Linked DNA regions of Mus musculus: region 1 is linked to region 2. Evidence: chromatin loops called from intact Hi-C (ENCODE). Cell type or tissue: heart. All regions are shown on one strand. Links, peaks and the distances in the headings refer to the core of each region. The heading gives the core; the rest is flanking DNA.

Region 1 (15,232 bases), core at 3,726-11,725, 56 kb after region 2:
ACATGGCCAGAGAGGGTCGTGAACAGAGGTGGCTAGATCTGGCCAGGTCTGCTTTTTCTTTGTGTGTACGTGGGCAAGATTATTTTATTTTATCAGCGTTTTTGCCTGCATATACTGTATGCACTACATGTGTGCCCAGTGTATGGAAGGGGTCAGAAGAGGACATCAGAGTCCCTGGAACTGGAGTTCCAGATGGTTATGAGCCTCCGTGTGGGTAACAGGAGCCTAGCCCTGGCTCTTTGCAAGAGCAGCAAGTACTCTTGACCACTGAGACAGCTCTCCAGCCCTCTTGTTTTTTAACGGTTCTCCCCATAAGGGAGAAAAGGAGGAAGAGGAGTGGGGGGCAGGGTCCTAACTAGGAGATGGAGTGTGACCGCGGTGGACAGAAAGGCAAAGGTGGTGCTGTGAAGTGGTCACACTCTTGATCTAGTTTTGAAAACGATGCCAACAGGATTTGCTGAGATACTGGACCAGGGGTGTGGGAGAGAGAGAAGGATGAGCTCAAGCTTTGGCTCTGCTCCAGCTGAGGGATGATGGCCTCTGCTCTCCTGAGAAGGGGCGTCGCCCTGCATGCTTTGAGCATAAGACTTATGCTCAAAGGCAAGTGCTGTATAAACAGCAGTTCTCACAGCCTGGCTGTGTCTGCAGTGCCGACCTGGGCACTGTGAGGAAGTTAGTGAAAGCACCCGGGTCCCCACTGGCATCCAGATTTGCTCAGGAGACTACCAAACCTTGGTCCTGTACAAAACATATATGCAAACAGGGAGGGCTATAACACAATAGCGGGCTGAAGAGTCCGCACACATGTATCCCCATGTTGTGGAGGGGGACAATGGAAACCTGGCAAGGTCACCTACACCTATAATCTCAGTACTGCTGCACAGAGACCTACACAAAAGGGAAGAGGAGGCAGGAAAAGAGAAGAGAAAGGGAGGGAAGGGAAGTGGAAAGGATTGAAATAATGAAGAGGAGAAAGAAGCGTGTGCGTGCTCGTGTGTGCGTGCATGCGTGAGTGTGTATCCTAGCACTTGGGAAGCAGAGGCATTTGGATCTCTGTGAGCTCCAGACCAGCCAGAACTACATAGTGTAAACTACATAGTGTCTTTAAAAAGGGGTGGGGTGTATGGGGGTGGGACATGAACGAGGACTCAGAGAGCCTCGAACTCACACAGGTTAGTAGCAGAGTATCCAGGCCAGGACAGTGTTCCAAAGAACAAACCTTCTCTTTCACTTTCTCATCCATGGGTCATGAGATTTTTAGTGCTGGGAATTCAACCCAGGACCAGACATCACCCTACCACGAAGCCACATCCCCAGCTGGCTCAGAATCTGCGGAGAATATAAAGGATCGTGTGTTAATGCCAGACTCAGAGGTGATGGGAAGACCAGGACTTTAAGGTCATCCTGGACCACACAGTGAGCTCCAGCTTAGCCTGGGCAACATGTAAGACTTTGCCTCAAAAAATCAAAAACGGACAGGGCGTAGTGGTGCATGCCTTTAATCCCAGCACTCGGGAGGCAGAAGCAGGCGGATTTCTGAGTTCGAAGCCATCCTGGTCTACAGAGTGAGTTCCAGGACAGCCAAGGCTATACAGAGAAACCCTGTCTCGGAAAAATAAATAAATAAAAAACGGGCTGGAGTGATGCCTAAGCAGCGAAGAGTACTTCTTGCTCTTGCAGAGGACCCAAGTTTGGTTCCCAGCACCCACACGGTAGTTTAAAAATACCCGTAACTCCAGTTCCAGGGAATTTGATGCCCTCTTCTGACTTCTGAAGGTAACAGGCACACACACGGTACACACGCATACATGCAGGAAAAACACTCATAAACAGAAAGCAAAAATGTTTTTAAAAGTCGAAATAAAAACCAAGAGTAGCCGGGCACGATGGCACACTCGGGAGGCAGAGGCAGGCAGATTTCTGAATTCAAGGCCAGCCTGGTCTACAGAGTGAGTTCCAGGACAGCCAGGGCTACACAGAGAAACCCTGTCTCAGAAAACCAAAACAAACAAACAAACAAACAAAAAACCCCAAGGGTATAAAAGGATTACCTGGTGTTGGGTGACTGTAGTACCTGCTACTTAGAATCCAGGAGTTTGGAATAGCCTTGGCAACAGAGCAAACTCCATCTCTTAAAAATAAATAAATAAATAAATAAAGGTAAAAAGAGAATGCAGGGGTTAATCCTTCACACAGAATCCCAGGGCCACCCTGGGTGCCTGGCCCAGTGTGCAAACCTCCAGAGGCCTCCAGGAAGGGCTGGAAGAGGACCCTGGGAGTAAGGAGGACAATGTGATGCCTGTGTCACACTTACTATCCTGTTGTGTCCCCATGCCCATACATGGTCTTGCACAGGTCCCCTCATAGCAGCCGTGCTCACCCTGAGCAGAGCTCAGTCTCCACAGAGCCCAGAGTCATGCACCCTGCCTTCCTGCAGCAGAAGCCTGGAGAGGCATTTCCTGTTAGGGGGCAGCCTCCTCCCGCTCTAAGCCCAGGTTCCCAGGGCCCCTGACTGAGCCAGGGTAAGGAGAGAGCAGGCCTTGGCCTCCTCCCCCCTCCCTAACCCCTAATGCTGGTCCTGCTGGAGCCAAAAAAACTTGGGAGTGAGGTAGGCTGAGCGAAGGGCTCATCAAATACGTGTCTGGTTGAGGTGGTTCTCAAGGAGGTTATCAAGTTGATTCTCACGCAGGGCCCAGGCAGGAATGGGTGGGGCCTCATCGTTGAGACCGTTTAGCAGGCCACATCATCCTAGCTTATCCACCTAAGGGCATACACAGCATGTCAGGAGAGCTGCGTGTGTGAGGCTGGGGTTTGGCGGCCTTAGATAGGGTGTCAGAGAAGATGCTCTTGCCAGGCTTGGAAGGAGTCGTTCACATATGTGTGATGAGAAAGGGCTGGCCCGATCAAGTCGTTGAGCTCAGAATGCAGCCAGTATACTGATACTGGTGAATCCAGATCCCGGCTTTCGGGAGTCTCTCTGGAAGACAGCTTCACCCCAGCTGCCTTAGCTGCAAACAACGCTGAAGTTTCAGAGGGTTGACTGGGGATGCTTCTCAGACAGACAGGTTCCCTTTTCCCTGACTCTCAGCTCTGTAACGCCTGAGGTAGCCCGTTAGTTGTACCTCCCCCCTCCTCTGCCCTTCGCCTCTCACCCCAGAACCCCCCCCACCCCACTGCTTCCTGCTCCAGCAGCCCCCGGGGAGCTAGCAGGGGAGCTGGCAGCGGCCCCAGCCCACTCCTTACAAGGCGTGAGTCCGCCGGGCCCGCCCCCGGCCCTCCCGCCAGAGGCCTTGATCCCTCCCCCTGTCAAGAGCAGCGGCAGGCCCGAGCCGGGCCAGTCGGGGGGCGTCGCGATGCTGCTGCGCCTGCTGCTGGCCTGGGTGGCCGCGGTGCCCGCACTGGGCCAGGTCCCCTGGACGCCGGAGCCTCGAGCCGCGTGCGGCCCCAGCAGCTGCTACGCGCTCTTTCCCCGGCGCCGCACATTCCTGGAAGCTTGGCGGGCGTGCCGCGAATTGGGGGGCAACCTGGCCACACCGCGGACCCCAGAGGAGGCCCAGCGTGTGGACAGCCTGGTGGGGGTCGGGCCGGCCAACGGGCTGCTATGGATTGGGTTGCAGCGGCAGGCTAGGCAATGCCAGCCGCAGCGCCCACTGCGGGGCTTCATATGGACCACGGGAGACCAGGACACCGCCTTCACCAACTGGGCCCAGCCGGCTACGGAAGGACCCTGCCCAGCCCAGCGCTGTGCAGCCCTTGAGGCCAGCGGAGAGCATCGCTGGCTCGAAGGCTCGTGCACACTGGCTGTCGATGGCTACCTCTGCCAGTTTGGTTTTGAGGGTGCCTGCCCTGCCTTGCCGCTTGAGGTGGGTCAGGCCGGTCCCGCTGTCTACACCACACCCTTCAACCTGGTTTCCAGCGAGTTCGAATGGCTGCCCTTTGGCTCCGTGGCAGCTGTGCAGTGCCAAGCTGGCAGGGGAGCTTCTCTGCTGTGCGTGAAACAGCCTTCAGGTGGCGTGGGCTGGTCCCAGACTGGCCCGCTGTGCCCAGGGACTGGCTGTGGTCCTGACAATGGGGGTTGCGAACATGAGTGTGTGGAAGAGGTGGACGGTGCTGTGTCCTGCCGCTGCAGTGAAGGCTTCCGTCTAGCAGCAGATGGGCACAGTTGTGAAGACCCCTGTGCCCAGGCCCCCTGTGAGCAGCAGTGTGAACCTGGAGGGCCACAAGGCTATAGCTGCCACTGTCGCCTTGGCTTCCGGCCAGCTGAGGATGATCCACACCGCTGCGTGGACACGGATGAGTGCCAGATTGCTGGTGTGTGCCAGCAGATGTGTGTCAACTATGTTGGTGGCTTTGAGTGTTACTGCAGCGAGGGTCACGAGCTTGAGGCAGATGGTATCAGCTGTAGCCCTGCAGGAGCCATGGGTGCCCAGGCTTCCCAGGATCTCAGAGATGAGTTGCTGGATGATGGAGAAGAAGGGGAGGATGAAGAGGAGCCCTGGGAGGACTTTGATGGCACCTGGACAGAGGAACAGGGGATCCTATGGCTGGCACCTACACATCCACCTGACTTTGGCCTGCCCTATAGGCCCAACTTCCCACAGGATGGAGAGCCTCAGAGATTGCACCTGGAGCCTACCTGGCCACCCCCACTTAGTGCCCCCAGGGGCCCCTACCACTCCTCAGTGGTGTCTGCCACACGGCCCATGGTGATCTCTGCCACTCGACCCACACTACCTTCTGCCCACAAGACCTCTGTTATTTCAGCTACACGCCCACCCCTGAGCCCTGTCCACCCACCTGCCATGGCCCCTGCCACACCTCCAGCTGTGTTCTCTGAGCACCAGATCCCCAAAATCAAGGCCAATTATCCAGACCTGCCTTTTGGCCACAAGCCTGGGATAACCTCGGCCACTCACCCAGCACGGTCTCCTCCGTACCAGCCCCCCATTATCTCAACCAACTATCCCCAAGTCTTCCCTCCCCACCAGGCCCCTATGTCTCCAGATACCCACACTATCACTTATTTGCCTCCAGTCCCCCCTCACCTTGATCCTGGGGATACCACTTCTAAAGCCCATCAACACCCTTTGCTCCCAGATGCTCCAGGTATCAGAACCCAGGCCCCCCAGCTTTCTGTCTCAGCTCTCCAGCCCCCTCTTCCTACCAACTCCAGGTCTTCTGTCCATGAAACTCCTGTGCCTGCTGCCAACCAGCCCCCAGCCTTCCCTTCTTCTCCCCTCCCCCCTCAGAGGCCCACTAACCAGACCTCATCTATCAGCCCTACACATTCCTATTCCAGAGCCCCTCTAGTCCCAAGGGAAGGAGTTCCCAGTCCCAAATCAGTGCCACAGCTGCCCTCGGTGCCCTCCACAGCAGCTCCAACAGCCCTGGCAGAGTCAGGTCTTGCAGGCCAAAGCCAAAGGGATGACCGCTGGCTGCTGGTGGCACTCCTGGTGCCAACATGTGTCTTCTTGGTGGTGCTGCTTGCCCTGGGCATTGTGTACTGCACTCGCTGTGGCTCCCACGCACCCAACAAGCGGATCACGGACTGCTATCGCTGGGTCACACATGCTGGGAACAAGAGCTCAACAGAACCCATGCCCCCCAGAGGCAGCCTTACAGGGGTACAGACCTGTAGAACCAGTGTGTGATGGGGTGCAGATGCCCCTTTGTGGGATAGAAGAAAAGGACTTGCTTTGGACACATGGCTGAGACCACACCAAGGACTTATGGGGGCTGCCCAGCTGACAGAGGAGGTTCTGTTCTTTGAGCCCAGCATCCATGGCAAAGGACACACCAGGACTCCAGGACCTCAAGGGGTGGGTGCTGGGATCTTCTCCAATAAATGGGGTGCCAACCTCACCCAAAGTTCATCATCCCCACTGATGCCTGAGGGAAGGGTCTGGGAGGCCTCAGGGGGAAAGGGACCTTCCATTTATCTAGGTGAGATAAGACCCCTTTCAGAAAAGATATGCTTCGTAATTTTCAGTGAAATGAGACAGGAGAGGGCAGGGCCTTACTTACCCTCTGTTACACAGCAGGCTGAGTGGCCTGGAGGTTTGATAAGGGAGAAAGTCCATACTTGTCCCCCACTTTATTAAAATGCAACAAAAATCTGGGGGAAGGTCTTGAGGTGAGGGTCTCTGATGAACTGGAGTCCAGCTGGAGTTTGGGAATCTCAGGTAGGATGGGGCTGGAGATTAGGGGAGAGAGGAGTCTCCAGCGGTCTGCTCTTCTGAACTTTCTTCTGAACGTTCTTTCTCATGGTCATAGGTTGCCCAGAGGTCTAGGCAGGGAATCGCCAAGGATGCAGCCACCCTAGGGTTGTAGGTCTATCGCCTTCATAGAAGATAATAGGGGGAAGAGGTAAGAATAGGTTGAGGAAAGCCCAGTTCTAGCTTCCTGGGTCCACTTAGAAACAAGGCCTTCCCACTAGGGAACACATTCTACTCTTTACCCTGTTGGGGTGAAAGTGGCACCGCTAGAAAAAAATCCCGGCAGACCCTAGCAGCACGAGGCTATTCAGGTTTGGGGTCCTGGTCAGAGATCACGAGTGTGAGATAACCTCCCCCCCTTATCCTCGCTGACTGTCTTGGGGGGAAGGGACGGGACCTGGAAGAGGGAGACGCCGGTTCCACCACCTCTATAATTTTTCAGCTTAGCCCTCGTGGGGCTTCTAATTAGGACTGGGCAAAGCCGCACACCCCACACCCCCCGCCCCCAGGCAGGTGAGGAGGGTGGCCCAGCGCCCTTTCTCTTCTTGAAGCCCCTATGCCACATTCTCGCCCAAGGATTGTATCCCAGGAGACTAGGAGAGGGAGTGCGGGCGCTGGGGACCAACTAGGAGTGGGGGTTCACAGAGGGGGGGCAGAGGGAACGCACCGCCCGGGTAGCCACTCTCACGTTCCCCTAACTCAAACCAGACGCCCCTGCCAGATCCTTCCCAGCTTTAACCTCGGAGAGGCAGTCGAGGGGGCGGGGGATTGATGGATGGAATGGAGGGAGGTCCCCTGGTTTTCCAGAAAGCGTGGGCCTGAGGCACCACTTTTGGAATGACACCGTCTGCTGGGACGGAGGCCTGAAGCTCCTTCCCATGACCTCTGGCAGAGAGTAGTCAGCACCCTGAGGGAGAGAAAGAGTTAAATGCGCTGCAGTCCGCGGGAGGATGGGTGTGGGGAAGGGGGCCCAGAGCCGGCTCTTTGTCATCTAGTAATGAGCACCAGATGCGGAGCTGCGTGCGGGCCTAAACAAACGGCCTCCCAGGGCAGAGCCCCCGCCTGCACCCAGACTCAGGCTCCGCCTCTACCGAAAGCTGAGTCTCAGGCTCCTCCCATTAACTCTCAAGCTGAGCCTCACCTCCGCGCGGCGGAGGTTGCCTCGATTATCAGCCCCGCCCTTCCAATAATGAGCCACGCCCCTTGGAGGCGGGGGCGGGGTGGGGGAGAGAAAACTCCCCGGAGGCCCCGCCGGCCAAAGCCATAGCCTCACCCCTCGCCAGCTCAAAGATGCCCTTAGAGCTATTGCTAGCCCCTCTGCCTTATCACCTCCCCCAGGACCCCGCCCATAAGCAACAAGCTGCGTCTCCACATCTAAGCAGAAATCGAGACAAGAGGAGTTTATAAATCTTGTCTTCACCGAGGTATGAACTCTGTCCAGACTTTGCGCATTCTCGTGCTTAGTCCCTTCCGAGTCTGGGATATCCCACCGAGACCAAAAACGCTGTTCCTAAAAGACCCAAGTAAACTCCGCCTCCAGGGAACGGAATTGCCTTGGAACTATTCTTCAGACTCCGCCCCTTCACTGAGCTCAGGCCGGCAGAAGAACTACCCCCAGGTAATGTTCATTGCTTAAACCCTCCTCTGTCTAGCCCTATGAAGCCACGCCTCTTAATAATACCTTTAAATCGGATCCACCCAAGGAAGCCCTTTTTAGGCCGCTAGATAGGTAAAGACGCCCACTGCCAAGCTTGACGGCCTGAGATCCATCTCTGGGACGCATCTAGTGGAAGGGAAGAATAGATCCCGGCAAGTTGTCATGTGACCTCCACAGGCGCACTATCACCAATACAACACACACAGTCCTCTGTTACTGGACAGTGGTGGTGCATGCCTTTCATCCCAGCATTCAGGAGCCAGAGTCAGATGGATCTCTGAGTTCGAGGCCAGCCTAGTCTACAGAGTGAGTTCCTGGACGGCTAGGACTACACAGAGAAGAAGCCCTGTCTCAAAACAGAATAAAACAAAACAAACAAACAAACACACACACACAACCAAAACCACCAAAAGCCTGCTCTCTAGACCACTCAGAAGTACCTCCCACTTAGGAAAAGAAACCAGTAACCCTTCCCACTCATGCTCCGCCTCCTGCCTCCCTGGATGTGAAATACACTCGGTTTGCGCGCACACAACCACCACGCGCACGCGCATACGCTCTAACCCTCTTACCTCTAAACAGAAAGCCCCCCGCCCCCCCCCCATCCCAGTCCTGGAGCCCCTTTTCCTTCTCAGTCATACGGTTAAAGAGCCGGACAGTGTCAATGATTGGCCATTTAGCGCCATCTGGCGTTGGCAACCACAGACTTACAGTCACCGGAAGGTTATAAAATGCATACTAATTGTTCAATAATTATTTGATTTGTTTGTGCTACTAAATATCTGCTGATTCCCCTGCCTCACAAGACAAATATTCTTCCTCATGTTTGGGATTCTGTTACCAAGGGTGCTTCACTTCAGTCATCAAGTCACCCTATCAAGTGACCCTGGAAAATCTTTAAATTGGCTGGTAGAACTCAAATTGTTCATTCCCATGATCCTGTTAGCAGAAGTGAGAGCACACTTTCTCCTCCAAAGCCCAGAATCATTGAAGCCGGGCTCCAGTCGCTCCATCCAGTGCTCTAAAGTATGGTATTTACTCTCACTTAAGGCGTGGCTTTGGCTCTGAAGCTCTGTTCGGAAGCTGAAGGTGGTAGTTTTTAGGAAGGTGTTGACGTCAGCCAGACTCTCAGGACAGACTTCTTTCAGCCTAAACAAAAACTAAAAATACTTTCCACCCACTTCTTTGTGAGAGTGTTTTAGAGGGCAGAAGTCCACAGGGTTCCATAAAACAGTTTCAGTTATCTTTGGGGCCAACAGAGAGGAGTTGGAACCTCGAAGGCTTCTACGGGTCACCCTTGCCCAACCTACTTCAGTTAGTGGTGAAGTTCAAGCACTCGCCATTCCCACAGGCCCCCCTGGGACAGCTTCAGGCCCAAAACTGCAAGCCAATTTTGGTGCTCTCAATACTACAGGTGATGGTAGCATTTGATGCAAATTGAAAATAACAGTGAATTTTCTGCCCAGTCCTAGTCCAAGACACAGCTAATTGTTCAGAGCTTGCCTGCTTGTCTGAAACATTGGGAAGGACCTTCTCTAGTAGTTACTGTGTCCCCCATCTACCGCTCAGGCATCTGACCACTCAGCTCTTCGGTATTTCTTGAAACCCTGTCATGCATCAGAAAAAGTGGCCAGAGACAGCAGGAAGAATCCGTACTGAAGTGCAGACTTAAGGGTTTTGGAAAGTCGTTGTGCTGGAAGGTGTTGGCTGGGGCAAACTTGTGAAGGAGCGGTCTCCTGAAGTGGACACAGGTGAGAGCCTAAGGCAGACTCGTGAAGGAACGGTTATCTGAAGCAGACACAGGTGAAAGGATGTTCTGTTAAAGCAAGCGCGTGAGAGGACACGTGATGAAGGAGTCTTCACTAACAACAGGCATGCATTGGCCCGCCTTACATTGCTTGGTTGAGCTTCACTTGTTGAGCCTCCATAGAGAGAAACATGCCAAAAAACCTTCTGGTGCTGTGCTGCAGGCTCTTGCTGGTTCTTTGGACTCGGACTGATTGGCAGAGTGATGTCAGCTGAGACAGACAAACATGGTGAGGCAAGACACATGGAGGACACTTGATGATAAATAGGACTTGATGGACAGTGGTGGAGGCTGGACTAAGCTTGCTTATAGAGCTAGTTGTGCAACGCTTGTGGGTCTCATGTCTTCAGTGATCGTCACTCTGCTGAGAGAGGCACAGCTGAGTACTCCTCCTGCTTCCCCTACTGACTTACACCGAGGCTCACGCCTGGCTATCTCTGCTAGGTCGTGTCACCGCTGTTGCTAACCCGACTCTACCAAACTGGTGTATCTGTGAAGTGTTTCAAGTGGATCTAGCTGCCACTGTCTTCTAGCCTGTGAACTCAATTGCTGATTTCCAGACAACATAGACTGGAGTCCCTCCAAAGAACCTTTCTAAACAGGTCCACTCCCCACCATACCCTTTCTTTCCCACTACCTCTGGTGGGTGGTGGGCTAAAGGGGAAGTTAAAGCATTTAAGAACCATCATTAAAAATGAGGTTTGAAAAAGTTAAAGTTATACCCTAAAGCAAGACCACTCTGGGCACTGGTGGGTGTCTGTCTTAGTTAGGGTTTTTGTTTCTGTAATAAAACACCTTCACCAAAACAGGTTGGAGAGGAAAGGGTTTATTTGAGCTTACAACTCCCTGATCACACTGTTCTATATCAATAAGGGAAGTCAGGCAGGAACTCAAGCAGGGCAGGAACCTGGAGGTGGGAACTGGAGCAGAGGCCATGGAGAAGCACTGCTTACAGGTTCACTTCTCATGGTTTTCTCTGCTTGCTTTGTTATAGCACCCAGGACCATCAACCAAGGGTGGTACCACTCAGAATGGGCTGGGCCCTCCCACGTCAGTCATTAAGCAAGAAAATGCACTCCAGACATCTGATGGAGGCATTTTCTCAGGTGTGATTTCCTCTTCCAAAATGACTCTAGCTTAATGTTAGGTTGATATAAAATCAGCCAGCACAGCAGACAGAGAAAGATCTGGCCTGAATTTAGGTAGTGGGGGAACTGGGCCGTGAAGGAGAAGAACAGAGAAGAGTGGGCACGCAGATTTGAGAGGACCCAGAGATGGACCGAAAGGCAAGGAGATGGAGAAGCTGTAAGATGTCTGAGGCTTGTGTTTTTATTTTTAAAAGATCTTGTTCTTTGTTTTGTTTGTTTTTCGAGACAGGGTTTCTCTGTGTAGCCCTGGCTGTCCTGGAACTCACTTTGTAGACCAGGCTGGCCTCAAACTCAGAAATCCACCTGCCTCTGCCTCCCGAGTGCTGGATGAAAGGCGTGCGCCACCATGCCCCACTGAGATTTTGTTCTTATTGTTGCTTTGTTCTGTTTTTGTTTTGTTTTTCGAAATCACACAGATCCACTTGCCTCTGCCTCCCGAGTGCTGGGACTAAAGGCATGTGCCACCTCCACCAGGCAAAAGTTTTTTTGTTTTTTATTTTTTGTTTTTGTTTTTTTGTTTGTTTTTCGAGACAGGGTTTCTCTGTGTAGCCCTGGCTGTCCTGGAACTCACTCTGTAGACCAGGCTGGCCTGGAACTCAGAAATCCACCTGCCTCTGCCTCCTGAGTGCTGGGATTAAAGGCGTGCACCACCACCGCCCTGCTTTTTTGTTTTTGTTTTTTTAAGATTTATTTATTTTATGTATGTGAGTACACTGTGGCTTTCTTCTGAGACACCACAAGAGGGCAACAGATCCCATTACAGATGGTTGTGAGCCACCGTGTGGTTGCTGGGAATTGAACCCAGGACCTCTGGAAGAGCAGTCAGTGCTCTTAACCACTGGGCTACCTCTCCTGACCTGAGTTCTGCCTCATTCCCCTGCTTGGTGTCATTTATTCAGGTGGGGATGTATGGAAAGCCATTCTGAGGTGGTACCACAGTCAGTGGCTTGTCCCTCTCTCATGCTGAGTTTTGATTTACAATGTGGCAGCACTAAGGTGATGAGGCCTGATGGGAAGTCCTTGAGTTGTGTGCATTGACTGAGACAACTTGTTTGTCAGTGTTGAGGATCAAGTGTTTGGCTGTTATCCCTGGATTGCCCAAGACTGGCATCTGCATCTGCATCTCCAGTCACAGGTCCCGGCTGAGAATGAAGGTCCATCTGTTCATCATATGGTGCTGCTGAGAGAATCCCAGACAACTGCCAGGGCATCCACAGAGAGCCCTGACACTCCTACCATTCTGGGGAAATAGACAGAACTAACTTTTCTGTTGTTATCACCGAATACCACAGCCTGAGTGATGAGGGTAAGTACATTAGGACTGTACTTACCCTGGGAGGTGGTGGTACGGGCCTTTAATCCCAGCAGAAGCAGGTGGATCTCAAGATCAGCCTGGTTTACAGAACTAGTTCTAGGACAGCCAGGGGACACACACACACAAAACCCTGTCTTAAAAAAAAAAAAGTCCAGGGGCTGGAGAGATGGCTCAGCAGGTAAGAGCACTGACTGCTCTTCCGAAGGTCCTGAGTTCAAATTCCAGCAACCACATGGTGGCTCACAACCATCCGTAGTGAGATCTGACTCCCTCTTCTGGAGTGTCTGGAGACGTGTACTTACATATAATAGTAAATAAATAAATCTTTTTTTAAAAATCCAAAAACATCATCCCTGCCATCATCCCTGCCACCTACATTTATGAGTATGAAAGCCCCCAATAAATGTGTAGCAGGTCACCCTGTCCTGAGAAGACCTACATCTGACATACTGCCACCACCCTGTTCTCCAGCCAAGATCATAAAAGGCAGATCAAGCTGTGGAGGTCAGTACGTAGCGGCCGGGCTCAGCCATCATCTCATTTGTAAGGAAGACCATGATTGTTTCTCCCATCTCCTGTTGTGGTTTTTTTTTGTGTGTGTGTGTGTGTTTTGAAAAAGGGTCTGGCGAGATGGCTCAGTGGTTAAGAGCGCCGACTGCTCTTCTGAAGGTCCTGAGTTCAAATCCCTGTTGTGGTGGCTCACAACCATCCGTAACGAAATCTGATGCTCTCTTCTGGAGTATCTGAGGACAGCTGCAGTGTACTTACATATAATAAATAAATAAATCTTTTTTTTTTTTTTTTTTTTTTTTTTTTTGGTTTTTTGAGACAGGGTTTCTCTGTGTAGTCCTGGCTGTCCTGGAACTCACTCTGTAGACCAGGCTGGCCTCGAACTCAGAAATTCGCCTGCCTCTGCCTCCCGAGTGCTGGGATTAAAGGCGTGCGCCACCACCGCCCGGCGTTTTTTTTCTTTTTTTAAAGATTTATTTATTATATGTAAGTACACTGTAGCTGTCTTCAGACACTCCAGAAGAGGGCATCAGATCTTGTTACAGATGGTTGTGAGCCACCATGTGGTTGCTGGGATTTGAACTCCATACCTTCGGAAGAGCAGTCGGGTGCTCTTACCCACTGAGCCATCTCACCAGCCCCAAATAAATAAATCTTAAAAAAAAAGAAAGTGGATGAGTAAAACCAAATGAATGTGACTTCTTAGGGTGGGCCTGAGGTTAAATACCTTAAAAAGAGAGAGAGAGAGTCTCAGGTACCAGAGTCTGGACTGGAACTCACTGTGCAGTCTAACATGACCTTGAACTCCTGATTCTTCTGCTTTCACGTCCTAGTTCTGGGATCCCAGGGCTGTGCTCCCCCACACCTGGTGGAGAAGTGGGGTCTGTGTTCTCCCCACTTAAGCCTGATGTCTGTATGACAACCTTCTGCTGTGCCTCTGTGTGACAGTGCGGTTCCCTTGCTGTTCTCCTTGTCCCTGCAGCCAGCTGGTGGGCATAAGGAGACCCAGGCGCCAGGAGTCCACCAGTGGCTGCTCTAGCCAACATCTCTAGTCAGTCCCGTGACGCCTATGACAGACCCTCAGAACAACCCAGCTTGACTCCTGAGACCTCCAGAGGAGGCCCTCTATGTGGGAGGCAGGGAATAGGGTGTCTTCATTGTGCTTTGACTGAATTCTTGACCCACAACTGCAAGAAGAGATGGCAAGGATCATAGTTTCTTCTTGTTTTGGTTTTAGTTTGGTTTTGTTTCTTCAAGACAGGGATTCTGGGCTGGAGAGAGGGCTCAGCAGTTAAGAACACTGACTGCTCTTCTGAAGGTCCTGAGTTCAAATCCCAGCAACCACATGGTGACTCAAAACCATTCATAATAAGATCTGACGCTCTCCTCTGGTGTGTCTGAAGACAGCTACAGTGTATTTACATATAATAATAAATAAATCTTAAAAAAGAACACATTTAAAAAAAAAAAAAAGAAAACACAAGACAGGGATTCTTTGCATAACCCTGGCTGCCCTGGAACTTGTTCTGTAGGCCAGCTTAGTCTCAAACTCACAGAGATATGCCTGCCTCTGCCTTCTGAGTACCGGGATTAAAGGTGTGCGCCATCACCACCTGATAATTAATAAAGGTTGTTGTTAATGGAAACGAAGGAGAAAATAGTGACTTAAATAAACTGTATTTTACTCCTTTGCATTGAAGTCTGGAAGTAGGCAACCAGGAGTGCTTTGGCAACCCCACTGAGGCAGTAGAGACCCAGGATCTTTTATCTTGATATTACTATTCTCTGCACATGGTTGCAATTTTCAAAGTTACCTCCAGATCCAAGATAACTGCTAGAGTTCCAGCTATCACATGTACATTCCAACATGAATACCGGATGAAGCAAAAGAAAACAAAAAACAATGGCTTTCTCCAACATTGTTTTTATCTTAAAAGACATCATTAGAAATCCCTTCTCAGGTTGGAGATATGGCTCAGTGGTTAAGAGCACTAACTGCTCTTCCAGTTGTCCTGAGTTCAATTTCCAGCAATCACATGGTGGCTCACAACCATTTTTAATGAGATCTGATGCCCTCTTCTGGTGTATCTGCATACAGCTTCAGTGTACTCAAAATATACATAAAATAAATAATACTTTAAAAAAATCCCTTCTCACTCCTTCTGACTATGTCTTAGAATTATGTCACACTATCCATGCAAGGGAGTGTAGAATGTTGCCTTTGGCTGGGGTCACTGCCATCTAGGATACAGTTGGATTTATACATTGAGGAAGAAAGAAGGTTCTGTGAGCACTTGGTAGCTATAGTATCAGAGGAGAAGGAAGGGCAGAGACCTCCCCCAGGAAGATTTCTTGGTATTTTGGGTACTGTAGGTTTTCTACTTCAGTTGTTTATTATATGGAGTCTCAGGTCTCCCAGGCTAATCTTGAACTCCAGACCTAGCTAAGGATGACCTTGAAATTCCAACCTCCTGCCTCTATCTTCTGAACACTGGGATGATAGACTCACATCACCACACTTGCTACTCATGTTATTGGAGCTGGAACCCTGGGCCACTTGCACGCTAGACAAGCACTCTA
Region 2 (15,232 bases), core at 3,783-11,782:
CACTGGCCGGCCCCAACAATAGAGAACTTGAAAAGCCAGTATACAATCCAAACTGCACACAAAATATTTGAAAACAGTGATGATAGCAAATCTTTAATTTGCTGCTAATGTCTTGGTAAACAACAAAAAATTCATGAAGTTTTCCTACTATGTGTTTATGTAAATTCTCTGAGATGTCCAAAGACCCCTGAATGAGGAAAATTCTGAAAATCATTGCATATGTGGAAAGCATAGGAAGTTCTTGGATCAAGACACCAAGTGCATTGTCCATAAGCAAATGAATATTCAAGAGAACTCTTCTAAATGTAACAAACTTAGCAATGTGATTTTTGAATCCACCGAAAGTATACCTCATAAAGCTAACCTCAGTGATACCTCTCATCAAGTTTCAAACCGAAAAAGACATAAACTTGGGAACACTAAAGAAGCTTGCAAATACAAAGACTGTGCAAACTGTCTAAATGTGTGTTCTATTATTAGTCCCAAGCAAGGAATCCACCTGGAGAAGAAAGAACACACACAAAGTACAGATTTTGATAAAGTTTTTGTCTCTAAACATAAACTCATGGTGAAACTAAACAATAGTGGTGTGAAAAGTTACAAATATAGTGAAAGTGACAAATGCTTTACCCATCAATCCCATCTTAGTGTTCATCAAGGAATTCATACAGGAGAGAAACCTTACAAATGCAGTGAAAGTGACAATTGCTTTACTGACAAAGTTAGTCTGACAAGTCATCAGATAATGCATACAGGAGAGAAACCTTACAAATGTAGTGAATGTGGCAAATGCTTTACCAAAAAATCCTATCTTAGTATTCATCAGAGAATTCATACAGGAGAGAAACCATACAAATGTAGTGAATGTGACCAATCCTATACCCAAGAATCCTATCTTATTTTTCATCAGAGAATTCATACAGGAGAGAAACCTTACAAATGTAGTGAATGTGAGAAATGCTTTACCAAAAAATCCTATCTTAGTATTCATCAGATAACGCATATGGCTGACCTTTCCCGGCTGGTAGTCAATGAAGGGTAAGAACCTGCTTGGCAGGTAAACATAAGACAGGCATGGCTAACTCTACTGGAGGCCACCTGAGATGGGGCCAGAGCAAGGAACTCTGATTCCCACTGGTATCCTGAGCCTGTTCCCGCCAGCAGAAACAGACACAGGACGCCAGATTCTTCCATGGTTAACTTTACTTCATAACATATTGAGGTAGACAAAGAAGGCTCAGAAAGTGTGTGTCTTAAATACTTTTTGGTGACTAGGACTGGTAGCAACACCCACGATTCTCATGCACCCTAGGGATAGGCTAAACGCCCCAGGGGTTGGGCTAGTGCCCTGGGGGATGGACCGGTGCCCTGGAAATGGGCTGGTGACTTTTGGTGGGTTTTTGCTTTTAGCACATGCGCATATAGCTTGTTCTTTGTTTAGGTGGCATAAGGCACTGCGGAGCCAGCGCCATCTTAAGATGGTAAATGTTATTGCGGCTCTCCACATACTGGGCTTTCAAAAATTAAAACAAAAGGGTGGAACGTAGCCAAGCAGACCCTGCCTCAACCTTCCTCCCTGAGGCAATCAAGCACTTACCAGCATGGACAGAGACCCCTGATGCAGGATAAGGCAATGGAGGAAGCCAACGAAAAAAAAGAGAGAGCCCCATATAATACTACTTGAGAGCCAATGAAATGCTGGGAGGAAGGTGTAAAGGTTTGTCCATTTCCTGAAATAAACAAGTCTGCTTTTTCTTAAAAAAAAAAAAAATTGCACTTCTACAATCTTACTCTTTTTTTTTTTTCTTTTTCCATGAACTTAGCATCTTACATATTCTGTCTATTGTGTGGTTTGTCTGTCTGTCCCCATCAAAACATAAATTTTTACATTTATTTTTTTATGGTCAAGCTGTTCCCAGGAATGTTTTAACTACGGGGCATACCTGGGTTTGTTTTTCTTTGTTTTCAGCCCCAGGCAGCCTCTAGCTCACAAACAACCAGTAATTTCTGGGTACTTTATATGACTTACAGGTCTTGAAATTTCATCTTTCTTTCAACAGTTTCTTGTTTCAGTGTCTGGGATCCACACATGATCTTCCGGGCTCCTCCAAAGGGCTGGCCTCGCTTCTCCAGCTCTGCCCTCTGTAGCACTCTAAGCTCAGGTTGATCCACTTCACTGCTGCTGCCATTCTTGGTGATCATCCTGTGGTACTGGCATCTCCAATACGATGGGGTCTTCTGCTGCAACTAGGTTTCATCAATAGCCTCTCATAGGCTCTCTTTATGGTGCCAAGCCTCAACTCCTTTGCATGACCCCTTCAGTCCTGGGCCACCAACTACAACTGAGGCTGCACTTTCATCAATAGCCTTCCCTGGCCTCTCACAGTGCCAAGCCTCAGCTGCTCTTCATGACTCCTTCATGTCTTCAAAGCCAGTAACACCTTACACATTACCAAGTGCAGCTGCAGCACGAGGTACAACCTTGGCTCTCTCTGGAACCCAGCTTCTTTGTGCTCTTAGAAAACACTTTCCAGAAGACTTCACCTTCTGGTGAAAAAAACAATGCCAAAAAAGGTATTTTATTATATGTAGAATTTTTAGGTTTCCAAACATGTCTAAATGGAGATAGACTTGCAATCAGTTCTGCTAATTTGATCATAATTACTGGGGCACATCCTACTGTTTTGATTATAATACATGTTTGAGATTTTTGTATGTTATTTTGATAGAATCTCTAGCCCAGAGTGGCCTCAAACTTGCTATGTAGGTGTGTTAGTCAGAGTTCTCTGAAGTCATGTGTATATGCATGATTAAACACATGCATTTTCATACAAACACACCCACATTACCACACACACACACACACACACACACACACTCCCAGTCTGGTGCTACAATCCCTGAAGATTCCTGGAAAGCAGCTGATCGACAGTCTGTGTTGGAACCCTAAAGACATTGGTTCTGATACAAGCAAGGGAATACCTGAGCAAGAGGATAGATGAACTGGGTGAGGCAAGTGGGCAAAAATCAAAGGCTTTCTTCTTCCATGCCATCATATATGGGCCACACCTTCTGGGAGTGGCCAAGGTTTGGTGTGTGTGTGTGGGGGGGGGGGGTCCTCCCTATCTCGAGACAGGGTTTCCCTAGCTGTCCTGGAACTCACTTTGTAGACCAGGCTGGCCTCGAACTCAGAAATCCGCCTGCCTCTGCCTCCCAAGTGCTGGGATTAAAGGCGTGCGCCCTTCTGCCCGGCTTTGCCCAGCAGTTTTAGTTGATTCTAGCTGTAGTCAAGTTGCTGTCCAAGATCAGCCAACACAGTAGCCAAGGATGGCCGTAAGTTTCTCATCTGCCTTCCTCTACCTCCCGAGGGCAGAGACCAGAGGCACGTGCCACCACACCTTGCTCTGAATTCAACAGTTTCATAGTTTAGATTAAATAAACCTACTGATAAGATCCATTCTAAACCAAGCGTGATGCGCATGCCTGTCATCCTAGCATTTAGGAAGCTGAGTCAGGAGGTTTGTGGAGAGTCCGAGGCCAGCCTAATACACAGAATGAGACCCAATTTCAACCAGAAGGAAAGGAGGAAAGAGAGAAAAGAGAAGAGAGGCCCACAGAACCGGGGCTTCCTCGTTGTGTTTGTGCTTACTGGAGGGCAGGTAAGAGGTTAGCTTATTGTTCAGCCCTAACTAGAGCTGCTAACCATCATGGCCAGCCCACCTTCTCCCTCACCTTCCTCAGTGGATTGAGCACAGAATTGTGACAGAGCAAAGGTTCCTCCATCTTGTCTTAGCTGGAGCTATCTTTAATTTAACACGAAACTGACCGGTCCCTTTTCCCATCTCCACTGTGAACAATCTTGTGGGAAAGCAACCACCCTTGCTCTAGAAACTCAGAGTCAAAAATGCCCAGCTAACGGCATGGTGTTTGATTTGTATTAAACTGCTGGCTTGCCCCACTTCTCCCTGCAGCTGCCAGCCTGTGTTCTTTGGCTTTAAACGCTCTCTGTAAAATGCACTTGAGGCTGCACTATGGGAAGTGTTTCTCTCCAGGCAGTCACCAGCCAGCTTAGTACAGACTCAATTCAGATTTTGGTTGTGGTCTTTGGAGCTCCACCCTGCAAGAGTAATAGGAGATACATCGATGGACCTATGGGCCGGGAGCTCCAGAACAAAGATACTGGCACCTGCACTGAATCACCAACCCTGGCACCATCTGGAAAGCACTGTGTGGTCTGTGCTCTGCCTGGCACAGGTTTTGACCCCACCCTCTATTAGGTGCATTCTGTCACCCAGTGTGTTCTAGCCCTAACTGGTGCCCTGCATCTTTTCTCTGGAGGTGAAACACAGCCGTTTCATCTCATCCATTTTAAGCCATCAAATGCCTAATAGATTTGCTTTAAAAGAACAGCCCCAGTGTGTTAGTCAGCTTTGCATCAGTATGACAGAGGGCCTAAGATATCAATCTCGCCGTTAGTCAGCTTTCCGTTGCTGTGACAAAGTGCCTGAGGAATCCGCTGTAATTAGGAATAATTTATTTTTGGCTCACAGTTGGCTCTTGTTTCTGGTCCTGTGGTGAGCCGGTCATGATTGCAGGGAGAGAGAAGTGAAGTTATTTAGCTCACCGTCGACAGGAAGCAGGAGAGAAAGAAGGGGCCAGCAAGGAAACAGGCTTCAAGGGCACAGTCCTGGTGACTAACCTGCTCCAACTCTATCTGCCTTCTGATTCCTCCCATTTCCTAGTAGCTCACTGTGCTAGGAATCCACACCCTGCCAGTCCAGTCCTGAAGTCGGAGCCTCAGGAGCCGCCCACTGAACACTGGTGCTTTGGGGAGTAAGCCTTCATTTAACATCCAGGTCACAGCAGCAACGTTCAAGGACGGAAGGTTATTTTAGCTCACATTTTCTGAGATTTTAGTCTGCTTTCGATTGACTCTAGCTTTAGACCTGGGATGGCTCAGTGTGCTATGGTGAAGGGGCGGGGTCCTCTTCATCTCTTGGTAGCAGGGAGACAAACTGAGAAACAGAGTAAGGAGTTAGAGTCCTAGTACCCCCTTAAAGGGCACACCCTCAGTGACATAACTTCTCTTATTTTTTATATATTTTTTCTTTTTTTAAGATTTATTTATTATTATATCTAAGTACACTGTAGCTGTCTTCAGATGCACCAGAAGAGGACATCAGATCTCATTATGGATGGTTGTGAGCCGCCATGTGGTTGCTGGGATTTGAACTCAGGACCTTCAGAAGAGCAGTCAATGCTCTTAACCACTGAGCCATCTCTCCAGCCCTATTTTTTTATTTTCCTAATGATTTATTTATTTTTATTTATGTTTGTATGAGGGTGTCAGATCCCTGCAGTTACAGGCAGCTGTGAGCTGCCATGTGGGTGCTGGGAATGGAACCCAGTTTCTTTGGAAGAGAAGCCAGTGCTCTTAACTGCTGAGCCATCTCGCCAGTAACCTGGTATAACTTCTTTTTTCTAATCCCATGTCTTAAAGGCTCAGTTACCTCCCAATAAGGTGACCCAGGCTGTGACCATGCCTTTAACACACAGGGCTTTAAGGAACTCCTACCCAACCATAGCAACTTGCACTTAAAATCTAATTATTTTTAATCTATATTTTTGTTTTTGTTTTATGTATATGAGTGTTTTGAGTGTTTGCCTGTGTGTGTTCACGTGTGCACCATGTATGTGCCTGCTGCCCAAGGAAGCTAAAAATAAAGCGTCGACTCCCACGGAGTCGGTTATGAGCTGCCATGTGCGTGCTGAGATCTGGACACCAATCCTCTGCAAGAGCAGAAACTGCTCTAAAGCACCAAGCCCTCTCTCCAGGCCCTGAAACTGCAGCCTGAGAGGCAGGTATGGTGGCACACACCTGTAACTCCACCACTTGGAAGGTAGAGGCAAGAAAATCAGGAGTTCAAGTTCATCTTTAACCACACAGAGTTCAGGCTAGCCTGGGCTATGACATGAGACCCTATCTTGGGAGGAAAAAAAGGAAAACAACTTTATTTCTCCACCATCTTTGCAGTTAAAATGTTAAGACCAGAGGACATCTTGTGTGTGGTAAGACGCCCACATCTGCTGACTGCCTTTTCCCATTTTTGCCTCAGGACCTGCCGATTGCCTTTCTCCTTTGTTATTCATGAAATTGGTTGTTGAGTCCAGGAATTCTGTAATTCCAGCGCCTGGGAACTGAAATCAAATGATCTTTAAGAGTGGAGCCAGCAGGGGGCGGGAGAGATGGCTCGGTGGCTGAGAGCACTGACTGCTCTTCTGAAGGTTCTGAGTTCAATTTCGGGGGCCACATGGTGGCTCACAAACATCCGTAACAGGATCTGGCACCCTCTTCTGGAGTGTCTGGGGACAGCTGCAGTGTACTTACGTATAGTAAATAAATAAATCTTTAAAAAAAGAGTGGAGCCAGCAGCCTTGGTAGGGAAAGACTCTGATTCAAAAAGAAACAATTAAAAGCTGCTGGAAATTCTATCCCATGTCTTTCCAATAGAGGGCGCTGAGGAGACGCTGCTGAAGGAAGAACCCACATCCACAGTCCCCACAAGAAAGGCATGATTATAAATCTGTCCTGGTTTCTTTTGTCTAGATATAGCAAAATCCACAACAGAATATTAGAGCGAGGTCATCTTCAAACCTGCTAATCTCTGTGTCATCCTCCCCTCAAAAGTTGACACCCCAAATCATTTAAGAGATGTGCTAAGGCCAGGTGTGGTAGTTCATGCCTTCAATCCCAGCAGGGGGTTAAGGGAGGCAGATCTCTGTGAGTTCAAGGTCAGCCTGGTCTACAAATCAATTTCCAGGACAGCCAGGGCTGTAACTGAGAGACACTGTCTGGAAAAACATGAGATGGGGCAGGGTTGAAATATGGGAACAGCTGGAGAGACGACTCAGTAGTTAAAAGTACTGACTGCTTTTCCAGGAGTCCTGAGTTCAATTCCCAGCACTCACATGGTGGTTCACAACCATCAGTAATGGAATCCGAAGTCCTCTTCTGGTGTGTCTGAAGATTAGCAACAATGTAGTCATATACATAAAATAAAAAAATAAATCTTTTTTTTAAAAGAAATATGGGAATAGAAGGGTTTAGGGTCTCTACTCTTATGACTTTCAGGAATGGGAGGGTGATCATGGGGACTCAGATTGAAGGAGTGAACCCCAGAGCAGCAAGACCATCTGAGTGAATCTCCTGCCAACAAGGAGATAAACTATGTCAACCATTTAGAACATACAAACCATAAACGAGAAGAGAGAGAACTAGACAGCAGTCGAGGATGCAAAATCCAAGGTTGACAGGCTTGCTCCCATTGTTGATGCTATTTTAATAGGCGTGTTGGGAAGGCACATTCCCAGTGTGGCACAGGGACACTCCACCACAGGGAAAGAACAAGGCGGTATACAGTTTACCTTTGCCAAAGGGTGCGAGACCCCCAAACAGGGTGAGCGGGGGAACTGGACTGGAGGTTCATACAGTTTCACCCCAAGGTAGGGGAATGACTGTGTCTCACTGCACGGGTGGGGGCTGGGCCTCAGGAACTTATTTATAACTGGTTAAACAGCAGCAACAACAAGGCTCAGGAATGCCTGGCATCCGGGGCTGGGCACACAGACTGGGGAGGTTTTAAGAACACTGGCCTTTGATGAGCTAGCTAGCTATCCTTAATGGAAAGTCTGTCTCTTACAGATATAGCCCTTCTATACCGTGAGATTCCCAGAGATCCAGTTCGGATACGTTCACCAAAGCCTAAGGCAAAGGAACTGACTGGAATTGTGACAGTTTCTTGGCAGCAGTTTCCCACATAGCAGGCTGGTTCAGGTTCACACCGCCCTAGGCCAGTTGCTTCCTGGTTGCTGTTTGAACCGTTGGGAAGTTTATGTAGTAGTCTCCCTTGCACAGTGCTCGCAGGGCATTAGGGGATCCTAGTGTTCTTTTTCTAGTCTCGTCCTCTGAGGCTTGTGAGCTCACCCGGGAGCTCGCTCCTAAAAAACCTGGCTTTTTATACTTTTGAAATTCGGCTCGAATTGGCTTATTTCTCGTCAGAGAAAACCTATTACCTTACTTTCTGCAAGGTTCTCTTTTCTAACACATGTATCCCCTCTTAAAACTTGAGAGTTCACGTGCTTGCCAGAATGCGGTTGAAAACCAAGGCTTCTTTGCTGTCTGCAAGCTGTTAGGCTGCCCCCCTGTGGCGACCACAGGCAACACAGACCTGACCTTTCTATAGACAGCAGGCATTGAGAAACCAAGGGGTTTCCAGTTTGGATGTGTTCTAACCTCAACATGCTGCTGTGCCTCCCCAAGGCCCTGCACTCGCACGCGCACACAACACACACAAATCAAAGAATGTAGAAAAAGAAATTAGGCCGGGCGTGGTGGCGCATGCCTTTAATCCCAGCACTCGGGAAGGCAGAGGCAGGCAGATTTCTGAGTTCGAGGCCAGCCTGGTCTACAAAGTGAGTTCCAGGACAGCCAGGGCTACACAGAGAAACCCTGTCTCGAAAAACCAAAAAAAAAAAAAAAAAAAAAAAAAAAGTGTGGCGGTCAGAGAACAGCTTGCAGGTGTTGGTTCCCTCCTTCTACTCTGTGGCTCCCAGGAACTGAACTTGGGTCATCCAGGGCCTTTACCTAGTGAGCCGTCTCAGCAGCCTTTAGTAGAATGTTTATTTGTATTTTAAGTGATTTGTATATGAGTGTGTGCACATGAATATGGTAGTTCTAGAAGGGCAGAAGAGGGTGTCAGATCCCCCGGAGCTGGAGTTCCAGCTGGTTGTGAGCTGCTGGCAACTGAATTCAGGTCCTCAACAAGGACAGGAGAGGCTTAGCCTCTGAGACATCTCTCCGGTCCCCACCAGTGCCTGCAGAGAAAATAAAACAGAATCTGAGCCTTCTTCCTCTTGGTCTAAACTCTCAGCAGGAAGAGCAGTGGACAGCTGGAAAGGGTAAAAACAGCGGTGTGGTCTGGATAAAACCCATGTATTACACACTTAATCCCAGAGGTATTTGAGGCGTGGGAATTATGAGAAGTGTTTGAGTCACAAGGGCTCTACCCTGAGAAACAGATTCATCTGCTCAGAGATGAGTGGCTTAGAGGCTTCTCTGGGAAGTGACTGTGACATGAGAGCAGCCTCCTCTGACACACCTTACACTGCCTAGCCCAGTGATGCCTCTACCAAGTTCCGACACAGGGAGATACCCACATCAATGCCAATAACAAGCTCTTGGACTTCTTTCCCCTCCCGAGAACAAGAACTGTGAGCTAAATAAACCTTGATTACTTATAAATTACCTGGTACCAGGTATTTTGTTATGGCAACAGGAAGTGACAAAGACAACCCATATTTCTTGACTCGATGCAGGGGTCTCTCAGAGGGCCTATTTTTACTCATTTTCCCCCCTCATCACTGTAGAAATGTGTGGTGATCCATAAGGTGTGCTGGGTTTGAGCCCTGACTCTGCGACTTTCAGAGAACAGAAACACGTACCTTAATCTCTCTGTGCTTCAGCTTCCTCATAGGCAAGGCAGCGCCTCTTGCCAGAGTCCCTGGGGATTAGATGAGGAGATGCTGGTAAAGAGCTCAGAACACTGACTGGAACCAAGGAAGCACCCAGTGGATGCTATTTTTAAGCTCCTAAAACAGCAGTTCCCAACATGTGGCTTGCCACCCCTTTGTGAGTCAGATATCCTGTATGTCAGAAATGTATATTACAATTCATATCAGTAGTAAAATTAGTTATAAAGTAGCAACAAAAATAATTTTCTAGTTGGGGGTCACCACAGCATGAGGAACTATATTACAGGAGTCTCAGATGTAGGAAGGTTGAGAACCGCTGCCCTAATAGAAAAACAAAAGCAACAAAGTAACAAACAGCCAACATTCCAAGCACAGCCCCTGGGGCCTCCCACTTGCCCGCACAGGTCTTTCAAACTCCACCTTTAGAAGCTGGAAATGTAGTGTGTCACCGGTGTGTCATAACAGCATGTACCCAGATGTACAACACTAGGAGTGAGCCCTATATAAGCTGTGGACTTTGGGTAATACTGACTGACAGGAAGTCGGCCATGGGGCAGCGGGCATGAGAAGTGTGTGAGGATTCTTTGTGCACTTCCATTTTGTTGTGAACCCAAAGTTCTATAGAAAAGGGAAGCTTGGGCTGAGCAGATGACTCAGCGGTTAAAGTGTTTGCTGTTGGGATCCCCGGAACCCACATACATGCCATGTTGGAGATGGTAGCTCACCTGTAACTCAAGCACTCAGAAGTCAGAGAAGGGATCCCTGGAGCAAGCCGGCTAGTGAGACTAGCTAAATCGATGAGTTCTGGGTTTGATTGAGAGACTCTGACTCAAAGAATAAGGAGAGTTTTTGAGAGTCCCGATTTTAACCTCTACATACACAGGCATATGCATGTATATATGTATATCCACATACAGGCAAACATGAATAAACATATGCACACCACAAACACATACGTATGAGAAAAAGAAAAAAAAGCAAAGATTATTAATTCAGAAAACAAGTTAACTTCTAGGAAGAAATCAGTTCTGAGGAAATGAAGGGAATTACATAGGCACGGGTTGGTTTATTTTTATTTTCATCATTATTTATTTTTATTTTATGTGTTTGAGTGTTTTACCTGTGAAACACAAGGAGGCAAGAAGGCACTGGTTCCCCTGGAACTGGGATTTATATAGATGGTTGTGAGCTGTCTGCTGTGGATTCTGGGAAATGGAGGAACCCCTGTCCTTTGCTAGGGGGCAGCCCTGACAGGGTCAAGTACTGAGATGGGACACAACTTGGGACCAAGGCCAAAGGCTGATGACCTCTGGCATTTAACTCTCAACGTTCTGGGGGCTAGAGCTGAGGGCTTCTGGCAATTTCAGAGAAAAAGGAAAAGAAAGAAAGAAAGAAAGAAAGAAAGAAAGAAAGAAAGAAAGAAAGAAAGAAGGAAAGAAAGGAGGGAGGAAGGGAGGGGGGGGAGAAAGAAAGTCGCACACACCCAACTTTATTATTGCTTTCAGCTTCTTATAGCTTTTTAGACAAAAAGTTCTTTATGTAAGAAAGAATTACCTAGTAGACAAAATGTTACATAAAGGGGGAGTTACAGAAAGATGTCAATAGTAAGTTCAAAGCAGTGTTTCATTCTATAAGTTCAAAGCAACAGTTTCACACGGCCTTGTTTTAATTTATCATAGTGCACACCTGTGGCTTCATCCTTGGACCTGACCTAGCATGGATGTTTTTCCTTGATCACAAATCTATCTATTCCAAGTCTTTTTTTTCTTCTTAGTCCAATTTATGAAAGTTCATTGTATTCCTTATTATGCAGCCTTAACTCACTATTCTATGAGAAGGGCACATTCTATTCTCTCTTTTTTTAAAGATTTATTTATTTTATTTATATGAGTACACTGTCACTCTCTTCAGAGACACCAGAAGAGGGCATCAGATCCCATTATAAATAACTGTGAGCCACCATGTGGTTGCTGAGAGTTGAACTCAAGACCCCTGGAAGAGCTGTCAGTGCTCTCAACCACTAAGCCATCTCTCTAGCCCCACATCCTATTTTTTTTTTAAAGATTCATTTGTTATTATAAGTACACTGTCTTCAGACACACCAGAAGAAGGCATCAGATCTCATTACCAATGGTAGTGAGCCACCATATGGTTGCTGGGATTTGAACTCGGGACCTTTGAAAGAATAGTCAGTGTTCTTACCCGCTAAGCCATCTCTCCAGTCCCCCCCCCCCACATTCTATTCTTGATTCTAACTTTATTACATCTTTCTGACAAAACAACTAAAGCCATCTCCTTAAACTTTCTTCCTAAAATTATTTTAATCAAATCAGGAATTCTATCAAGTCATCATTTCACCTAAACAGCATTAATTCATGAAAGTTCATCTTCATGCTAATCTGCAGGAAGTTTGCCCAACAGAGTGGGCCATCACCCAGGAAGTAATCACACCAGGCTACAGGCAGTGAGGGTCTCCTGGTGTCCACTCACACCAAGCCACATAAATGAGGACTATGGCAAAGACAAGCTGAGAAAGCACATCAGCCCCAAGAAGCAATCCTGGGACCAAGTCTCTGGGGCTGTGCTTCACTAGAGTGCGCCCATCAATGCTGAGCAAGATGGTAGGCAGGCTCCAGGGAGCTCAATTATCAGCTGCAACTCTTCCTGCATGGTGTCTGCCAATCCTCTGCAAGTGGATCAAATACAGCAAGTGCTCTTAAGCACTGAGCCATCACTCTAACTGGCACGGGAAAGGAACAAAACAAACAAACAAACAAACAACTTCTTTTGGGGAAATGAGCAGAGTTCGGTTCCCAGCACTCACATCAGACACCTTACACTCTTTCACAACTCTAGCTCCAGGGGATCTGTCTTAGTCAGTGCTCTATTGCTGAGAAGAGATACCATAGCCAAGGCAGCTCTTAAGCATTTAATTGGGACTGGCTTACAGTTTAGAGGTTTAGTCCATCCTCACGGTGGGGAGCATGGCTGCGTGCAGGCAGGCCTGGTGCTGCAGGAGCTGGGTCATACGGTTCACCCACTGCCTTGGATGTGCCACATTAGTGCAGGATTTGAAGGAGGGAGATTGAGTTGCCGTCCAGCTACTACACAGAGCTCTGTCCTGTAAATCTCAAACTGTGCTACAAATAAAACCAACATTTTTTTTTAAACCACCCTGATAATTTTCTGAACCTGGGCTGTAAGTCCACTTGACATGCAGACATAGTGAATTATCTGTAAGGTTTAAATATGCACAGCATTTTCCAGCAACTTGGCCAACTGTCTGCAGAGAGACAGCTGCATTGTTTCATTTGGAGTTTCGCCAAGCCTTGGTCTCCATTCCAGTATGGCACATCCTCAGGACACAGGATTTTTTGGGATTTTGCTTTTTTTGTTTTTTGTTTTTTTTGTTTTTTTTTTTTTGTTTGTTTTTTTGAGACAGGGCTTCTCTGTGTAGCCCTGGCTGTCCTGGAACTCACTTTGTAGACCAGGCTGGCCTTGAACTCAGAAATCCGCCTGCCTCTGCCTCCTGAGTGCTGGGATTAAAGGCGTGTGCCACCACGTCCGGCAAAATATTATTTATGTATTTATGTATGTGAGTGCACTGTAGCTGTCTTCAGACACACCAGAAGAGTGTGCATCAGAGCCCATTACAGATGGTGTGAGCCACCATGTGGTTGCTGGGAATTGAACTCAGGACCTGTGCGAGAGCAGTCAGTGCTCTTAACTGCTGAGCCATCTCTCCAGCCCACACCAGTGGCCTTTAAGAGTCTGCTTTTGGTGCCCCTGCCGTGTGTTTAAAACTGGTTTTATAAAGAGGGGCTAAGCTTGTGACTGCTTCATGTGTCTGAGCACTAACCAATCACATACTTATTATTTTATTACTAAGTGTTTTCCTTTCTTGCCTCCCTTAGGATGTCACTGTGCCATCAAAAATTGTCCTGCCTGGGTTCTGTTATGCACAGCATTTCGCCACAAAGTAGAAGCAAAATATTGGTTAATTACAGATCCCCAGTCAGGCTGAGCTGAGAATCTGAGGTAAAATCCAACTCCTCCCAGCCAAAGGGATCTATTAGTATGTCCCATAGTGTGCCAGCACTCTCCTGTCCCCGGTCCTGGTACAGGCCGTTCCTTCTCTGAAACGCCTCATCCCCTTCCATCCCAGCCCAAGACAACAGACTGCTCCCCAGACCCTCATCTCCATCTTCAAGATGGTGCCAGGGCAACATCCCACCCCCTGTCCCACTTTGACTCACTCTCCTATCACTGTCAAGTAGGAAACAGGTCAGTAATAGTTATTAGAATAAGCATTCGAAAAATGCAAGTGACTAACTGTGTGTAGGTAAAACTGTCGAGAGATGCTCAAGGCAGAGGGGATGAAGAGGCCTTGAAAACCTGTTAGAACTGAACTCAAGACTGTCCCTCTTGGCATAATGGAAGTCTGGAAAGAAAACTTAAAGAGTAACTGTCTTTCCCAGTGTAATCCATTGCTGTCTTTTCCCTAACGTCACCAGCTAGGGTTAGATGCAGCCCAGGGGTAAGAGTGTTTGCCTCGCATGCACAGGGCTCTGAGTTCAGTTCCCAGTACCACACAGTCATCTGCAGTCCACCATGATCTAAGGAACCACCTTCGATGAGCCAAGCCTGGTGGCTAGATTCCGGGAACAGGACAGAACAGGGATAGTAACAGCATGGTCTGGCTGATACATAGGAAAAACATTCTAAAAAACTATATTCTTTAGAAGACACACATTTATATAACCTTGTATATATATACTTTTATATATTCATATTTATTTGTATTTATTACTTAGAAGCACGTGTGCCACTGTGCTTGTGTGGAGGTTAGGGAACAATTTGCTGGAGTCGCTTCAGTTTTTCTAACATATGGGTCCTGGGCGTGGCCTCGGGGCATCAGGCTTGGCAGCAAACGCTCTCACCAGTCCACATAAATATATTTCTTTTTCTTTTTTTTTTTTTTTTTTTCGTTTTTTTGAGACAGGGTTTCTCTGTATAGTCCTGAATATATCCTGGAACTCACTCTGTGGACCAGACTGGCCTCGGACTCAGAAATCCGCCTGCCTCTGCCTCCCAAATGCTGGGATTAAAGGCGTGCGCCACCACGCCTAGTGAAAATTAGGTTTTTAAGCACTCCTGAGGGTGGCAGTGGCGACTACAGGGGAGGGGGCCGAACGTCACCTGGGCCACGATTCCCTCCAGAGCCTTTGTTCAATCCTCCTTGTTGGACCCAGGTACCGTAGGAGGGCCTATCTGTCCGTCTTCCACATATGTTGGGGATTTTCGTTTGCAAAAGTGCCTCGACCTCTGGGGGAACTCCCTCGGAGCACCGCGCTGGGACCTTCTGCGACAATTGATGACACTGGCTTCTTCCTTCTGGTCGGACTTACTTCCTAATCTGCTTAGAGCTTAGAGGGCTCCAAACCTTAGAACACGCCAAGAGGAAGAACCTCCCAGCTAGATCGACTGTGCCCAACAACCACCGGACCCCTTCCCTCCTGCGCAGTCCTTATCCCTTCCCCAGAGATTCCGGACCCGTGCCTAAGGAGAAGACGGGTGCGAGGCGAAGGGACGGCGGTGAGACACAGCTTCAGGCGCGGAAGCAAGCTAGAAGGCGGAACCTAATACCCTAAAGGCACAGCCACCAGCGAGGCGGAGTCTGGAGAGCGGGCGTCCGGGGGAG

The links. Peaks named below come from ENCODE experiments on the same cell type or tissue, not always from the same donor. Only the 100,000 strongest peaks of a DNase experiment are listed, where the experiment ranks them.
Region 1: it touches region 2 in a loop (7-fold over the local background); 14 of 42 quality-filtered maps call a loop at or near these places.

The regions. Positions count from the first base shown.
Region 1 is chr19:5,064,773-5,080,004 of GRCm38, forward strand. Cd248 (CD248 antigen, endosialin) reads left to right here and starts at 3,306. Exons shown (of 1, transcript NM_054042.2): 1 at 3,306-5,868. The coding sequence starts at 3,354. The coding sequence ends at 5,651. Tmem151a (transmembrane protein 151A) reads right to left here. Exons shown (of 2, transcript NM_001001885.2): 2 at 14,561-15,232. In heart, for the core only: a CTCF peak has its summit at 8,592 (motif pointing left); DNase peaks (open chromatin) are centred at 4,129, 7,339, 7,879, 8,419 and 2 weaker places; H3K4me3 peaks cover 4,944 bases; H3K27ac peaks cover 4,625 bases; H3K27me3 peaks cover 3,144 bases.
Region 2 is chr19:5,008,797-5,024,028 of GRCm38, forward strand. Slc29a2 (solute carrier family 29 (nucleoside transporters), member 2) reads left to right here and starts at 15,210. Exons shown (of 12, transcript NM_007854.3): 1 at 15,210-15,232. In heart, for the core only: CTCF peaks have their summits at 6,491 (motif pointing right) and 8,203 (motif pointing left); DNase peaks (open chromatin) are centred at 7,565 and 8,264; H3K4me3 peaks cover 1,054 bases; H3K27ac peaks cover 1,696 bases.